Regions from separate parts of the Homo sapiens genome. Here region 2 is linked to region 1. A link is an interaction called in ENCODE POLR2A ChIA-PET data of the cell type or tissue named here. Cell type or tissue: MCF 10A. All regions are shown on one strand. Each heading gives the region's core, and the rest is flanking DNA. Links, peaks and the distances in the headings are about the cores only. Region 1 overlaps KIRREL3 (kirre like nephrin family adhesion molecule 3). Region 2 overlaps TIRAP (TIR domain containing adaptor protein).

Evidence for each region. Peaks named below come from ENCODE experiments on the same cell type or tissue, not always from the same donor. Only the 100,000 strongest peaks of a DNase experiment are listed, where the experiment ranks them.
Region 2: POLR2A ChIA-PET joins it to region 1 with 7 read pairs; 2 of 35 experiments call an interaction of 5 or more read pairs at or near these places.

What each region holds. Positions count from the first base shown.
Region 1 is chr11:126,583,951-126,589,326 of GRCh38, reverse strand. All of the region lies in intron 1 of KIRREL3 (kirre like nephrin family adhesion molecule 3), which reads left to right. All of the region lies in intron 1 of KIRREL3-AS1 (KIRREL3 antisense RNA 1), which reads right to left. Among named protein-coding and RNA genes, the nearest start is that of KIRREL3-AS1, 43 kb to the right of the region's middle. RefSeq lists enhancers at 1,437-2,155, 2,156-2,876, 2,877-3,596. In MCF 10A, for the core only: no CTCF peak of the experiment used is centred there; a DNase peak (open chromatin) is centred at 3,316.
Region 2 is chr11:126,294,217-126,299,592 of GRCh38, reverse strand. TIRAP (TIR domain containing adaptor protein) reads right to left here. Exons shown (of 5, transcript NM_001318777.2): 5 at 4,660-5,376. TIRAP-AS1 (TIRAP antisense RNA 1) reads left to right here. Exons shown (of 2, transcript NR_187388.1): 2 at 4,999-5,297. Among named protein-coding and RNA genes, the nearest start is that of DCPS, 7.2 kb to the left of the region's middle. In MCF 10A, for the core only: no CTCF peak of the experiment used is centred there; no DNase peak of the experiment used is centred there.

The sequences.
Region 1 (5,376 bases), core at 250-5,249:
CCACACCCCACGCAGGTTGTAGCTTCTGTTCCCCTGCACGCAGACGCTGCCAACAGCCCAGACTCTTTCAGCTCTGGAGGGCTTGGAGGGCCCTTCATCTGCCATTGTGTTATTTGTTGTCCCTGTTCTCGTGATGAACAGAGGAGAAATATTGTCTCCAGCCAGAGCCGCAGGAGGCAGACACCTGGAGAGGCAGCGGCTCCAGGGCAGCAGTAATTGCTCTGATTGGAAGGCATTTCCTCAGGTTGCTGGAAGGGACCGGGAGAGGCAGCTAGTGTGCGGGTGCCCTGGGTTCCAGGAAAATCCTGGGGGCTTGCAGCCCCCTTGAAGAATGAGTGCCAGGCTTCACGGCCCAAATTGCTGTTCTCTCTTTCTCCCTGCAGCAAGCTCCCTGCTGGAGTGACTGATGCCCTCGTCTCCCCTGGTCCCCCCACCACCGCCACCTTCTTCCCACCTCAGCTCACTTGTTCTCAGGAGACAGAATTCCAGCCCTACTCATAAATCCATTCATTTGACGTATATTTCCTGAGCATGCCTCCTAACTGCCAAGCTGTGCTCTAGGTGCTTGGGATTTATCAGGGGATTAAACAGCTCCCTGCCCTTGTAGGCCTTACCTTTGAACCAGGGAAACAGATTCTAAACAAAAGCATAATAAATTGGTAAATTATATAGAATGTTACAGCATGTTCAATGCTATGGGGAAAATAGAGCAGTGGAGTGAGGAGGATTGGAGTGCCCAGGGCGCGTGCAAGGCTTAGGACTCCAAAGGGAAATTTTGGCAAGGACTCCTCCTCTCCTTCCCCTCCCTGCCTCAGGGCCCGCAGCAAGGCTCCACCCAAACCCCTCCAGGTCGCTATCCCAGGAAAGGGGAGTCCCCAATTCCTATTCCCACCCCTATCAGCCAGCATAGCCCTCCCAGGTAACTTGCATTTTGCAAAGCACTATTAACATGCAAAAAAATCCTATTTAAGCCTCTCTTCAAGGATACCTGTGGCTGAGTACACTTATTCCCATTTTGTGGATTAGGAAACTGGGGCTCAGAGAAGCTGAGTATCAAAGGGCAAGGCCACACAGCTCTAATAAGTGATAGAGCCAGACTTTGATCAGGACTTTGACTCCCCATCTGAGCTCTTGGCCAGTGTTACTCTCATGTCCCTGATCTCATTGTGTCCCACAATGATTCCATGAGCCGGGGAACAATAAAGCCCATTTTGCTGATGGGAAACTAAGACTAGAGAGTTTAAGTAACTTGCCTGAGGTCACACAGCTAGCAAACGGCAGATATAGGACTTGTCCCCAATCTACCTCATGGCCCAATGCTTTCCCCCGAGCCCTAGATCTGAGTCTTCCAGTCCACCTCTCCCTTCTTCCTAAAGCCTTCCAAAGACAGACCTCTGCCCCTCCCTGTACCAGGGCCCAGCTCTCCTTAGAGTCATTCATTCCTTGCATTCACTCACTCTCATGAAAACTAAAAAGAAGTGAAAAGATAGATGGCAATAAGAATTGTGTTCAACTATTTTACTTAAGTCATAATCATTCCTAATCTAAATTTGCTGGAATGTATTACACAACCTAATCATTCACATATATTGTACTGCGGTTTCAATTTAGTGAAAAGTAAAAGCCATTCAGAGACAGAAATATGTTAAATGAATATCTCCCAGATTACAGTCCTTCAGCGAGATAAAGTGCAGCCGGATTTTTATTTTGATTCAGGGATTGGTGCTGCGTGCTCCTCTTTCAGTTTGGGTGCATTTCTGGCTCCTCTTCCACATACAATGAAAGGCTGGGGGAGTCGAGAGCACAGTGAAGACTGCAGGCTACAGGGTTGGTGAGAGGGAAGCGCTGTGGGTTTGGGAATGTGATGGCTCCATGACCCACTGTTCCAGATTGGAAAGCTGCCCAGCCAGGGGTCTGCAAACTACTCCTGGCTTACCTCTCTGCCTCATGCCTCACAGCTTCCCCTGCAGCTCTGCTCCAGGCCAGACCAAACATGCCATCACCGGAGCAGAGTGTGTTCTTTCTGACCTCCCAGCCTTTGCACACGCTGCCTCCACAGCCTGGAACGCTCTGCAGCCCCCGTCTTCATCTCCCTGTCCCCTATTTGTCCTTCGGGTTTCAGCTTGGATGTCATGTCCCCAGTGGACATTTTCCAAGAACTGCCATGTCTGGTGAGTGGCTCTCCCTACACATCATCCCGGTGCTCTGGACTCTTCCACTGGAGCATCCATCACACTGCATCGTCGTTGCCTGTTTATTCATCTCTCCCACTGACTCCCAGCTCCCTGAGGCAGGGACTCTCTCTGGTTTACAGTTGTGCCCCCATGCTTAGCCATAGTAAGTGTTCAAAGGACGTTTATTGGCTGAATTCACCATCCCAAGCCTTCGAACAGTGACTTGCCCTTCTCCCAGTAATTTTAGGGCCCTTGCTGCATGCCTGCCTCAAGATCTCTCTACAAGCTGGGTCAGTTTTTATCCTCACCTGGATGGTTGGTTACCAAGGAGGCCCCAGCAGAACAGTGCCCAAGTGATGCAAAGCTGTGTCCCAGCTCCTGACCCAGTGCCTTCACGGTGCCACCTTGTATCCGCTACTTCAAAAGGGACAAGTGGCAGCACCCAAGTCCTCACAGGCCAGAGAAAGTGATGAGGCTTGATGTGGCGTTGTAAACATTGAATCTGAAGCCAAAAGACCCGAGTTCAACTCTGACTTCTGCTATGTATAATTTATGGCCCTGAACGAGTTACCTAATTAGTCTCACTGAGCCTCGGGTTTATAAAATGGAAAGTAACAACACCGATGCCTCTAACTGTTGTTAGGAAGAACTAATGACAAGCAGAAAGAGGGCGGGGTATGTGCTTAGAGGCAGCAGTGCTCCTGTGAGTAGAGAGGCCACGAGACCCTTCCCCCAGCTCGCGTTCAGTGAGAGGGTCTCAGCAAGACCGCTTCGTACTTGAAGGTAACTATCCAGTCCGAGCTGGATTACCTAATTACCTACTTACTCCTTCATGATTTAAACCAGGGAAACGGCAGCGCTAAACAATGTGATTTTTATTGATTTTAGCTCTATGTTCCTCATGAACAAGGACACATGAGGAGTGGCCGCTCTAATTCAAGGTCCTCAGGTGCCTTTTCTGGGCCAAATGCCTTGCTGTGTTTTCCCTAATGTGCGCTGTAATCTGAGCTCATTCCTCACCTCCCATCATCTGAATGCCGCCACGTCCGGGGAGGGATCCTGTGGCTGAGTAATGCGCTCCAATAGAGAGTTTGTTTTTAAAGAGAGGAAGTAAAGAGTAATGTTCCTGTTCCAAGCTGCTGAGGGAATTAGGAAGGCAGACGGCCATTACTCAGGCTGGAATCCTGCCAGGGCTTATGATATCATATTTATTTGCCAAGAAAAACATCTCCCTCCTCTGTCTCAGGCAGCACAGGGAAGCTGAAGCCCAACTCCAATCACGTTCCGTGCGGGAGCTTTAAGACACACAGATGGAACTTAACGAGAGCGACGGTCGTTTACATTGATGGAGTACCTTTTAGCTAGATGCCCCCCCAGAGTGTGACAAGCCTTCTGGACAGACGAACAGACACCGGCGTAGAGTGCTAGGCCCCGCATCCCTTTGTTCCCACGTTCCGCAGGAGGCTTCCCCCGGGGCCTCTGCCACTTGGCATGAGGGTGGAACCCTAAGCAGTTTTCCTATCCGGTCCGCTGCTTCCAAACTCTGTTAAGAAAGCAGGAGATGGGAGCGAAGCCTCTTGATAAAATTCCACAAACTATCCTGGTGAAGGTTAATTCCTGGCCGGGCGCGGTGGCTCATGCCTGTGATTCCAACACTTTGGGAGGCTGAGGCGGGCGGATCACACGAGGTCAGGAATTCGAGAGCAGCCTGGCCCGCAGGTTGAAAACCCATCTCTACTGAAAATACAAAATGTAGCCGGGCGTGGTGGTGAGTGCCAGTAATCCCAGCTACTGGGGAGGCTGTGGCAAAAGAATCACTTGAATCAGGGAGGCAGAGGTTGCAGTGAGCCGAGATCTCGCCATTGCACCATTGCACCCCAGCCTGGCTAACAGAGACTCTATCTCAAAAAAAAAAAAAAAAAAAAAAAAAAAGAGGCCGGGCGCGGTGGCTCACGCCTGTAATCCCAGCACTTTGGAAGGCCAAGGCTGACGGATCGCGAGGTCAGGAGATCGAGACCATCCTGGCTAACAAGATGAAACCCCGTCCCTACTAAAAATACAAAAAATTAGCCGGGCGTGGTGGCGGGCGCCTGTTAGTCCCAGCTGCTCCGGAGGCTGAGGCAGGAGAATGGCGTAAACCCGGGAGGCGGAGCTTGCAGTGAGCCGAGATTGCGCCACTGCACTCCAGCCTGGGCGACAGAGTGAGACTCTGTCTCAAAATAAAAAAAAAAAGAAAAGCAAAGAAAAAAGAAAAAGGTTACTTCCTTTATGATGCACTCCAGAGAGCTCTACAGATGAAGCCACAGTTGTCTGATATCTGGTATTATTGAGTTAAGTGCCCATCATTGGGGTTGTGGCCTGTTGACAGTGACCCATGTGTGGTAGTGGCATCTGGCCTGCAACTTCAAGGGTGTCACAGTGGGGAAGCTCTGCCCCAGATCTAAACGACACCCCACCTGCTTCACCTTCAGTCCAGTTAGACACCAGAGAGAAGCTGGTAGTGTCATTGGTGGTGTTACTCTGAGTGCCCTGGTACAGGAGGAGGAAAGTTAAGCCCACATGGGACATTGAGAAAGACCACCTTTGCTCCCCTCTGCCTGCCTTTGCAGCCAGGCTCGGTCATACCCACATGCCTGGGCTGAACTGAGGAGCATAGACAAAAATGAGTTTTCAGACTACTGGGGGCTTTGTATGGGGAAGAAAGGGGCCCATCCTAGAGTCCAGGAGAGTGAGGAGCTACAGTCAGAGAGGGCAAACCTTGACAAGTTCCAGGAGTAGGCAGAAGAGTGCATCCACAGGCGCTCGCCAGGCAATGGAGAGGTGTTGGAATAAGCTGTATAGGATCTAGATATGGCAGCAAAGAGATGGGAACGCCAACGCCCTAATTCCGGGGCACCAACTGTCCACACTGCCTGCAGACTGTGCTCCCAGGCTATGTTGATGTCTGTTTTCCTTCTCAAGCACGCAGCCCACGCCTGCAGAATTCATCGGGTGCCCTGGCTGCTGCCACTGCTCAAATTTTACTCACGAGGATGGCTTTGTGACGGATACATCATCTCATTTTCCTGGAAGTCCTGAGGGGCAGCCACCAGATTGTGCACGCTGAATGTCAGCTACGTTAAGCTAACACATTCACATCATTGAAAAACCCTATTTACACATAATAAACATGGGGATAGTTGCCGCGGAGGAAATAATATAG
Region 2 (5,376 bases), core at 97-5,096, 290 kb after region 1:
AAAAAGTAAAATTTGCAGGAACCAAAAATGATGTGGGAGTTTGAATCTATAGAGTGGTAAGGGGATTTTTAAGGTGGAAGCTATTTTAAGGGCCATTGCTGATCTCTAGACGTCTAGGACCCGATTCAAGGGACAAGAGACAAGACCTGAGCTTATGTAAAGAGGAATTAAGATACAGAACTTTCTATAGAGCTAAGAACCCTGAAGGTCCACTAGCTCAATGAAGGGGCCAACAATTTTTTTTTTTTTTTTTTTTTTTTGGATACGGAGTCTCACTCTGTCGCCCAGGCTGGAGTACAGTGGCGCGATCTCAGCTCACTGCAACCTCCGCTGCCTGGATTCAAGCGATTCTCATGCATCAGCCTCCTGAGTAGCTGGGATTACAGGCACCCACCACCACGCATAGCTAATTTTTTTGTATTTTTAGTAGAGACGGAGTTTCGCCACGTTGGTCAGGCTGGTCTCGAACTCCTGACCTTGGGTGATCTGCTCGCCTTGGCCTCCCAAAGTGCTAGGATTATAGGCGTGAGCCACCATGCCTGGCCAGGCCAACTATTTATAAAAAAGAAAAATGCTGCCCTACTAAAGGAGAGAAGGTGATTAGGAAACTTGCCTGCTTCAACCGTTGTTCCAGAGGGAAGAAGGAAAAAACCTCCTAAGAATTTATAACCACAGATGATTCTTCATGCAGACAGACTTCACATTCATGATTGTGTACATGATCCAGGACACTCAAACTGAAAAATCTACTTAAACTGGTCTTGTAGTCTTTATTGACTGTTTGTACCAAATTGACTCCAGGAGAAATGGAAAATCTAATTAGATCTATAACTCTTCAAGACATTGAAATTACAGCTTTAAATTTTACAATAAAGAATATTCTGGCCAGGCATGGTGGCTCACGCGTGTAATCCCACTGCACTCCGGCCTGGGCAATAGGGCAAGACTCCGTCTCAAAAAAACCAGAATATTCTAGGCTCAAATGGTATTACAGATGAGTCTACCAAACATTCAAGGAGCAATTAATTCCAATCTTAAATTCTTCAAATAATAATTAAAAAAAGGCTGGGTGCAGTGGCTCATGCCTGTAATTCCAGCACTTTGGGAGCCCGAGGTGGGTGGATCATGAGGTCAGGAGATCGAGACCCTCCTGGCTAACACGGTGAAACCCTATCGCTACTAAAAATACAAAAAATTATCTGGGTGTGGTGACACGCACCTGTAGTCCCAGCTACTTGGGAGGCTGAGGCAGGAGAATCGCTTGAACCTGGGAGGCAAAGGTTGCAGTGAGCCAAGGTTGCGCCACTGCACTCCAGCCTGGGCGACAGAGCAAGACTAAAAAAAAAAAAAAAAGAAAAAATTATGTATCAGAAAACCTACAACGCACACATTTAGTGGAGAAATGTGTGAAGCATTCCTTCTAAGGAATGAGACAAGGATGGCTGCTATTGTCACTTTGTTTTATTGGAGGCCTTAGGAACCACACAAGGAACTAAAGTTTTTGTTTTCTTTTGCAAATTGTATGACTGTTTATAGAAAATTCAACAAGACAGGTGTGGTGGCTCACACCTGTCATCCCAGCTCTTTGGGAAGACCAGGCAGGCAGATGGCTTGAACCCAAGAGTTCAAGACTAGCCTGGGCAACATGGCAAAACCCCATCTCTACAAAAAGTACAGAAAAATTAGTCAGGAGTGGTGGCACAGGCCTGTGGTCCCAGCTACTCAGAGGGCTGAGATAGGAGAATCATTGCTTGGGCCCAGGAGGTCGAGGCAGTGGTGAGCCATGATCACACCACTGCACTCCAGCCTGGGCAACAGCAAGTCCCTGCAAAGTTTATAGTCATATAGAATTAAGTAATTCAGCATGCTGCTTAATACTAGATCAATATGTGAAATAAATTACAATTCTTTATATCAGTAATAGATAAAAATGTAAAATTACCCTTTACAACAGCAACAGAAAATATGAAATGCTAGGGAATAATTCTAATAAAAAGAGGAGCTGACCAATGTGGAAAAGATAGAAAGCTTTACTGAAATACACTTAAAGACATAAGTAAATGGAGACATACTATTTTTATGAATAGGAAGACTCATAAAAATATCTGTTTTTTCAAAATCTACAAATTCCATGTAAGTCCAATGAAAATACTAACAGGCTTTTTCCTGGAACCTGATGGTTGAATAAACAATTTATATGGAAGAGTAAAGGAACAAGAAAAGTTAAAGTGATTTTTGATGGATAAGAAGAGCAGGAAGAATTGACATACAAATGGTGCAGGCTTATTAAAAACATCAGTGAACGAGGCAGTGTGGCACCAGCACAGGGATACACAAACAGATAAAGTAAAGGGAGGAGACTGGAGAACCCAGTAACAGCCCCCCACGTATGACAATATGTGACAGCAGTGACATCATAATCAGTAGGGGTGGGGTAAGGATGGACTAGTCAGTCAATGATGGTTATTTAAATAGAAAAAAGAATTGGATCTTTGACTAAAGAACAACAAAAACCCAAACAAAAAATCCAGGTGGATTAAAGACCTAAATATGAAAAGAAATACAGAAGAAAACAGATGTAGGGGAGGACTTCCTGAGTAAAACACAAAAAGCACAAAGTAAAAGGTAAAATATTATTTCAGGCTGGGCGTGGTGCTTCACGCCTGTAATCCCAGCACTTTGGGAGGCCGAGGCAGGTGGATCACCTGAAGTCAGAAGTTCAAGACTAGCCTGGCCAATATGGTGAAACCCCATCTCTACTAAAAATACAAAAATTAGCCGGGTGTGGTGGTGCATGCCTGTAATCCCAGACTTAGGCAGGAGAATCACTTGAACCTGGGAGACAGAGGTTGCAGTGAGCCAAGATTGCGCCATTGCACTCCAGCCTGGGCAACAAGAGTGAAATTCCGTTTCAGAAAAACAAAAAACAAAACCAAAAAAATTTTAATAAGTTAGAGATGCATACTTAAATATTTAGGAATAAAGTGATTTCTGAGGTTTGCTTCAAATGATCTTGTGGGGAGTGAGAGATATGAGTAGGGTATTATTGATAAAAGAGTAGCTCAGAGTTGGTAATTGTTGAAGCTAGCTGACAGGCACATAGGGATTCATCAAACTTCTTCCTTTCAGTATATGCTTGATTTTTTTTTTCATAAAAATGATGAAAAGGAAAAAAAATAACAATAGTTTACCAGTTTTCATCCACCAGATTAGCAAACATTTAAAAATATGATAACTCTGAACGTTAGCAAGAACATGAAAAAGTGGGAACTCTTAAACACAAATTGTAGGAACTTAAATTGGTACAGCCAATTTGGAAGAAACTGTGGCATCTTCTAGAAAAATAGTATGTATATTCTTTTTTTTTTTTTTTTTGAGATGGAGTCTCGCTCTGTCACCCAGGCTAGAGTGCAGTGGTGCGATATCTCAGCTCACTGCAACCTCTGCCTCCCAGGCTCAAGCAATTCTCCTGCCTCAGCCTCCCAAGTAGCTGGGATTACAGGCGTGCACCACCATGCCTGGCTAATTTTTGTATTTTTAGTAAAGACAGGGTTTCACTATGTTGGCCAGGCTGGTCTCAAACTCCTGGCCTCAAGTGATGCGCTCGCCTCGGCCTCCCAAAGTGTTAGGATTACAGGCATGAGCCACCACACCCAGCCCCAGCAGGATTTTCTAGGCTAAATCCTAGAAAATCTTGCTTGTGAAAATGTACAAAAAAGTTCAGAGGCTCATTGTTTTTAATAGCAAAAACCTAGGAACACCAAATACCCATTTGGAGAAGAATGTGTAACTAAATGGTGGCATATTTACATCGTGGGATGAAAGTGTATTATTAATAACTGGCATGTCATCCATCCGCATGGATAAATCTCACATTTGGTGAACAAGGAAAGGAATCTGCAGAATACAAACGCTGTAACGCTGTTTACATAAAATATAAAACCATGTAAAACTACACAGTATGCTGGTGGAGGTGCATACATATGTAGTAAATGTATAGAGAAAAGCTAAAAGCAAGAAGTTCAAAATTCAAAATGCTGGTTATTTCTGGTGGGGGAAGGGGAGACTGCAATTCAGGGCACAAAGGGACCACTATAAGGGATGATAAGGTTTTGCTTCTTAAACTGGGTGGTAGGCACATGAGTGGACATATTATTTGTTAATCCTTTTGTGCATAATAAAATAATTTTTTTTTCTTTTTTTTGAGATGGAGTCTCACTCTGTCACCCAGGCTGGAGTGCGGTGGTGCAATATCGGCTCACTGCAACTTCTGCCTCCCAGGTTCAAGCAATTCTCCTGCCTCAGCCTCCCGAGTAGCTGGGACTACAGGCCCACGCCACCACACCCAGCTAATTTTTGTATTTTTAGTAGAGATGGGGTTTCACCATGTTGGCCAGGATGGTCTTGATCTCTTGACCTTGTATTCTGCCCACCTCAGCCTCCCAAAGTACTAGGATTACAGGCATGAGCCACCATGCCTGGCCTTTTTTTTTTGAGACAGAGTCTCGCTCAGTTGCCCAGGCTCGAGTGCAGTGGCGTGATTTCAGCTCACTGCAATCTCCACCTCCCAGGTTCAAGCAATTCTCCTGCCTCAACCTCCCGAGTAGTTGAGACTACAGGCCCCCGCCACCACACCCAGCTGATTTTTTTTGTTTTTTTAGTAGAGACAGGGTTTCACCATATTGGCCAGGCTAGTCTTGAACTCCTGACCTCAGGTGATCCACCTGCCTCGGCCTCCCAAAGTGCTGAGATTACAGGTGTGAGCCATGGCGCCTGGCAAAATAGTTTATAATTTAAAAAATAAATTTTCTCTTTCTAGAACTAGAGATAGAAAAAATAATAAAAATTTTTTTCAGCAAAAGAGGGGTCATGATAGGGAGAAGTGAGAGGGGGGCACAAAAGTACACATTGGAGGAAATAATGAAATTCATTTCAGTTCAACAACAAACTTACTGAGAACAGATGAATGAAACCTTGCCTGTCCTATAAGGAATACAGTCATCTGCCAGAAGAAAAATGGTGATTCTTCCCAGTCCAAAGGTGAAGATGGTGACTGTGAAAGTATCAGCTTTAGCCAGACCACTGATGAAGCTCCCAGATGTCACAGCATCCATGGGCTTGTGATCTCAGGTGAAGGCATTGAACCCTGAGCCCTGGATTCCCATCTCTTCACTTGCTCCCTCCACCACCCCACCCCCATATTCAGAATGGCCTCTAGGCTTCTAGGTTTGTGTCTTTAATGGCACCTAGGCAATAAATAAAAAATACAGTGCAGTGCTGACTGCATCTTCCCTACAGCTCTTTGAAGTGAATCGATGTCTCTGGGAAGAGGAACAGAGTAGTGTGAGTGTGAAGGACTGGATTCTTGTTGCTTTC